Linked DNA regions of Homo sapiens: region 1 is linked to region 2. The links are chromatin loops, found by intact Hi-C in ENCODE. Cell type or tissue: OCI-LY7. All regions are shown on one strand. Each heading gives the region's core, and the rest is flanking DNA. Links, peaks and the distances in the headings are about the cores only.

Region 1 (2,909 bases), core at 173-2,672, 750 kb before region 2:
TTGCCAAAGTCCCTTATGTCTCCCTGAATCATACCTATGCACACGCACATGCACGCGCGCGCACACACATACACACACACACACACGGTGCCCAGGCCACCCCAGGCTCCTTTCCCTGGGAGCCCTCGAGCTGAGCCCTGGCCCACCTCTGTCCACAGCAATCCTTCGCACTCATCCTGCAGGCTCTTCTCTCTGCTGTCTGTTCCAAAGGCGCCTTCCCTCTTCTATACTCCAGAGCCTGCCCCAGGCCCTCCGCCCTGGTTCTGGCCATGGGGGCTTTCCACTAGATTTATCTGTACAGGTGACCGCTCCCCGTGTAGCCGCCAGCTCCCTGAGGGTGGGGCTCAGGTCCCTGTGCTGGGACCCACCTGGTCTAGGGGTCACAACCGCTGGCCACCCTGCATCAGGCCCTGTCAGGGAGCCCTGGGAGTCAGTAGTTTAGCAAACCTGTCTGGGGCCTTCCCCCTAGAAGCCACGGGGGCAGTCATGAAGAAATGGAGGGTGAAGGTGGGTGAGGCCAGGACAGGTGGCGGTCCACACACTTGCTGTGTTAGTCATCAAGGGCACCCAGCAGGGCAGAGGTCATCCCTAAAGCTGTGGCGAAGGGGATGGGTGGGGAGAAGGAGACAACGCATGCCAGGGAAAAGGCATCATGTCAAAACATCTTGCTGGAAAGGCAGTTTTCCTTCCAAACTCCCCAACAAGACCCGAAACGGTAAGTGGAAGGATGTCTTGATTAATCTCAGGCTGACGTTTTGCATTTGCTCTTGCAGCCAACACACACCGAGCCATCAAATCACCCTCCTGCTCCGTGCCAGACTCCGAACATGGAGTCCTCATTCCTGCCTCAGCAGCACTGGACAGAGCTTCTCTGTCCTCCCCCCTGGAAACGAGCCCCCAGCACAGGACCAAACAGATCATTGCTTCTACCTAGTGGAGCTAATAGCTGTTCATTGACCACATAGTCACTGGTCCCCTACTCTCCCAGCCCCTTGCTAAGCACGTCACATGCATTATCTCATTTACAAATGGGGTGGTTCCCAGAGATGGTTCTGGGGACCACAGTGGAGTGGGGAGGGGGCACTTCTGACCTGAGTGGAGTGAAAAGACAGCTGGCCCAGTCTCTTTTTGCGTCTGCTGCCCAGCATCATTGTCAACAGAGTCCACCTCATGCTTAGGAATGGCCCGGTTTGGAAGGTCAATTCTAGGTTCAGAGATTGGCCCAAGGCACCCTGTACCTGAGAGGGGCAGACACTAGAGGGCGCAAGGGAGCTGCGCTTGGTGGCCCAGGCTCAGGGATGTCAACTGGGCTGCAGCCTTGGGGCAAGGGCTATCTGCAGAGAGTGGAGGTGGGAGGCAGGTGGGGGGAGCGGGGGAGAGTGCCTAACCCTGCTCCCTCACAGAGCCCTTGCCCAGACCCAGCCCTAGCCCACATCCTCTCACCTCCATCAATCGCCCAGCAGGAGCCTGACCGGCCTGGGAACACAAGAGGGAAAAAGAGGTTCTGGGCCTGGCCTCTCCCCTCTCCACCACTTCAGCCCAGCCAGGCCCCAGCAAGCCTCTCCCCTGGGCTGGAGCCCTCAGACTCTCAGGCCGCTCTCCCGATGGGCTGGGACTGCAAATGAACCACGTTCTGGAAAAACAGCCAGGCCGTGCATCAAAGAAACTCCACGGCCCTCCAGGGGGTAGGTGTGGGGCGGGCCGGAAGCAGGAGGTGGAAGGACTGATAGAGCCCTTGGTTAGGAGTTCCGGTTCGGAACACCTTCTCCTCCTTAACCCACCCTCAGGAGCCACGAGGGCTCAGTTACAAGGCTCAGGTGGCAGCATCCTGGCCTGTGAATCAGGCTGACCAGGGTCCCTGCCCCGCCTGCTCCCACGGCCACAGGGCTTGTAACCTATGAAAAGCCCACTTCTCATGGTCCTAGCCTGGCCAGAGGTTCTGAATGTGCCACTGCCCCGTCCAAGACTCTGCCCGCAATCAGACGTGGGGCAGAGGGGGCGCCTCCAGGAGGCAAACTTTCCATTCCCACTGGGACAATGCCATGACCCCAGCCCCTGCTGACTCCTCTCCAGCCAATGGATCAGGCCACAGGAGGCCCTGCCTGCCTCCAGAAACTGGACGCCCCAAGCCTCTAAGTCCTCTTCTTGAGAGAAGGCCACATAAAAGGCAAGGTGGTGACGTCTTAGAGGCACGTACTTCGGTGTCCCACAGACTTGGGTATAGGTTGTATCTCTGATATTAGCGCCTTGGGCACAATACTTCACTTCTCTAAGCCTGGGTTGATTCACCTGTAAAAGGTAATAAGAACATCTACTTCACAAGGCTGGTGTAAGGATTAAATGCTACAAAGAACAGAAAGCGCAGAGCCGAGTTCCTGGTGCCCAAGCCAGCAGGAAAGTGGAGGAAGATGCTCTGAGCAGCACCTGCAGGGCCCTTCCGGCTCAGCCCAGTTTCTCTCTGCAGTGGAGTCCCAGTCTGCAAGCTAAGAACGGAGATGGACTTTCAATCCCAGCTTGGTATACATGGTATACACGGGTGAATTTTCTATTAGACAGTGGCACCAACGGATGTAGGAAGCCATGAATGCCTCGGTGTCAGCAGCCTCAGCCTAAGAATCATTCATTCATTCATTTGTTCATTCATTCACTTATTCAACAGACACCTTTTTGTCCAGACAGTCCCAGATTACAACTGTTGTCCAGATGTAATTATTAATAGCCTCCTTTGACCTTGAAGTGTCCCAGTTTGGATGATAAATTATACGGTCTCTCTGCCTACTGAGCACCTACTATGTGTCAGGTCCCAGGCTAGGCCCCGGGGATTGAGAGAGAGATAACGTAATGGCCCTGCCCTCTAGGGCTCCGGAGACAAGGCGGCGATTGCAAGGCAGTGTGAGAAGGCGGGGATG
Region 2 (2,909 bases), core at 116-2,615:
GTCTCACAACCTCTCTGTATTACGAAGGATGCAGCCAAGTGGCTGCCCTTGTTGAAATGCTCAGCCAGTAGGATCACTCATAGCCACCACTGTCTTTGTTAGGGCCGTGCCTCAAAATCACAAAATTATTGAATCATGGAGGATAAGAGATAGATCATGGACTCTAACTCTGGAGAAGGTGTTATACAACACACCCAGCCATAGCCCTAAAGATTAAGGGGCACCATTCAGGGATATAAAGATGAATCAGATATAGTCCTTGCTCTTAAAAACTCACTAAGCTTACAGACATAAACAATTGAAAACTAGAAGGACTAAGCAAAGGAACAGAAATGAAAGAAACTCACATCTAGATGTAGTTCCACCACAAACTCGGTGTGCCTTTGAGCAAGTCACTTCATGTGTCTAGCCTCAGGTTTTTTTTGTTTTTGTTTTTGTTTTTTGAGATGGAGTTTCGCTGCAATGCCCAGGCTGGAGTGCAATGATGCAATCTGGGCTCACTGCAACCTCCACTTCCTGGGTTCAAGTGATTCTCCTGCTTCAGCCTGAGTAGCTGGGACTACAGGCAGGGGTCACCATGCCTGGCTAATTTTTGTATTTTTTGTAGAGACGGGGTTTCACCATATTGGCCAGGCTGGTCTCGAACTCCTGACCTCAGGCGATCCACCTGCCCCAGCCTCCCAAAATGCTGGGATTACAGGTGTTAGCCACCCTGCCCAGTGCCTCAGTTTCTTTAAACAGAGGTAATTAACATCTGTTTTTACCTTTTAAGTCTAATAGGGGATTCGGATTTTTTTTTTTAACAAGTGTGAAAAAAATCCTCTGTAAACTGTAAAGCTGAAATATAGTGTGTAAGGAATAAATATGCAATGCCCAAAGTCCTCCATAGAATATTGGCATTATAAATGGAGAGCGACTTTCTCTAAGTGAAATTAAGCACTGGAAAAGGCAGTTTTGGAGGAGAGTTGGGAGCACCATTTGGGCCTGACCGGTGTCTCTGGCTAACTTTCTGCTGCCAGGTCTTGGGTCCAGGAATGTCTGTGAGCGAAACTAGCTTGCTGCTCCTAACTTTTTCACAATCCTCCTTTTTTTCTGATTCTTACTCTTTCTTCTGCTTTGAAACCTTTATCTTCTTTCAGCCCCTTGTGCAAGCTGACCGCATTGTAATGGGTCTATACTGCCCCCTTGTGGTCACTCCCTGCCGTGGTTGCATTAACTTCTGACGGGGTGTGCGTGATAAAGGCAGACCTGAGGAAACCCAACCAACCCCAGCTAAATGCAGCTGGTCCTGGAAAATCCAAATTAAAGCCAGCTGCTGGAGTGCAGCGCTCCTTGATGGGAAGGAGTAGTTCATGCCTGGTTTTGCCCCAAGTAGGACATAAATCCAGCCCTCTGGATTAAACTTGCTAAAATGGTCAGTTCCTAGACTATCCAGCTTGTCTGGAGCAAGGTCCTGGAACTAAAAGTGGCTAGAAGGTATCCCTTCTCTGACAGAAAAACCCAAGGATAGGAAGGGCTGGGGCTAGGACCTGCCCTTCAGCCCTCCACCCATTGAAACCAACAGTTAACTAACTGAGCACCAATTTGTGAACTGCTAGGTGCCATGGATGGGGTACAAGATAATGTAGTTCCTGTCCTCAAGAACTTGTAAGTGACAAACGTAAGTAACCCAAACACACATATCAGTAATGAATATCAAGCCGTTGGAGTAAGGGCTGTAATAGAAGTAGAAATAAAGTGCTGTAGCGCTAGTGGGGAAGGAGGGATTAGTGATAGTCTCTGCAATCAGGGAGGCCTCCTGAAGGTAGTTTGGGGCAAGCTGATTGTGTTAAAAATGAGTCGGGCCTGGGGGAGGGAGGGAGGAATGGGTGGAGCACAGAGAGATTTTTAGGGCAATGAAACCATGTTTGTCTGTATACTATAATGGATACATGACGTTACACATCTCTCCAAACCCAGAGAATGTACAATATCAAGAGTGAGCCCTAATGTAAACTGTGGACTTCAGGTGATATCGATGTGTCAATATAAGTTCATCAGTTGTAACAAATTTACCACTCTGGTGGGGAATGTTGATAATGGGGGAGGCTGTGTATGAGAGGAGTGGGGACAATGGCAAATCTCTGTATTTTCTGCTCAATTTTTCTGTGAACCTAAAACTGCTCTAAAAAATAAAGTCTTAAAAAGAAAAAAAGTAGTACCTTACTTACCAAACATGAGCAAGGAAGACCACAATGACACTCATAATAACTACATGGGGTGGGGGGAGGTGATTATGTGTTGGACATGGCTAAAAGTTTATATTTGTTACTTAATCTCTGCAACAATACTGTTGGGTAGGTATTATTTTCTCTATTTAATAGACAAGGAAACTGAGGCCTATGCAGAAAGGCTTGATAGAAAATATAGGGAGAGGAAAAAGCAAAGGTGTGTTTGGGGCAAATAACCTGTTATTTCTAGAGTAGCAGGTATGCCTCATCGGGTGGAAGAAAGGGAGGGACAAGGGCAGGTGTGGGGTCATGATGATAGAAAAGCACAGGAACCCTATGATAAGGCTTTTAAAGCCTCAAAGGAATTTGGACCCTCACACTTTGGACACTGGAAAACCTTTTGAGATTTCAGAGCAAGGGACTCTGCTCAGGGATGTGTTTGACATATGTGGAGGAGAGTTGATAAGGCAGAGATGAGAGGGAGACCTGTGGAGTCATGAGGTGAAGGGAGCTTAGATTAGGGCAGTGGGCAATGCAAAGGCATAGATCCTAAAACTTCCACATGGAGAAATTAAAATGGGCTAGGGGAATAAAGAAGGCAGAGGTACCCTTGATGGAAAACACTGCAATCACATGCTGAGCCCTCCAACCTGCCTCATCAATGCCAGGTCCTATGGTGGGGGTGGGGGCAGATTTCCA

The links. A loop is a pair of places that touch in the nucleus more often than their neighbours do. Peaks named below come from ENCODE experiments on the same cell type or tissue, not always from the same donor. Only the 100,000 strongest peaks of a DNase experiment are listed, where the experiment ranks them.
Region 1: a loop joins it to region 2, with 6 times the contacts of the local background. A loop is called at or near these places in 88 of 110 quality-filtered maps.

Annotation. Positions count from the first base shown.
Region 1 is chr2:28,451,015-28,453,923 of GRCh38, reverse strand. No RefSeq gene overlaps it. Among named protein-coding and RNA genes, the nearest start is that of PLB1, 44 kb to the left of the region's middle. RefSeq lists enhancers at 1,167-1,680, 1,681-2,194. In OCI-LY7, for the core only: CTCF peaks have their summits at 1,030 and 1,238 (motif pointing right); a DNase peak (open chromatin) is centred at 1,253.
Region 2 is chr2:27,702,215-27,705,123 of GRCh38, reverse strand. No RefSeq gene overlaps it. Among named protein-coding and RNA genes, the nearest start is that of LINC01460, 12 kb to the left of the region's middle. RefSeq lists a silencer at 1,159-1,228. In OCI-LY7, for the core only: CTCF peaks have their summits at 966 and 1,184 (motif pointing left); a DNase peak (open chromatin) is centred at 1,203.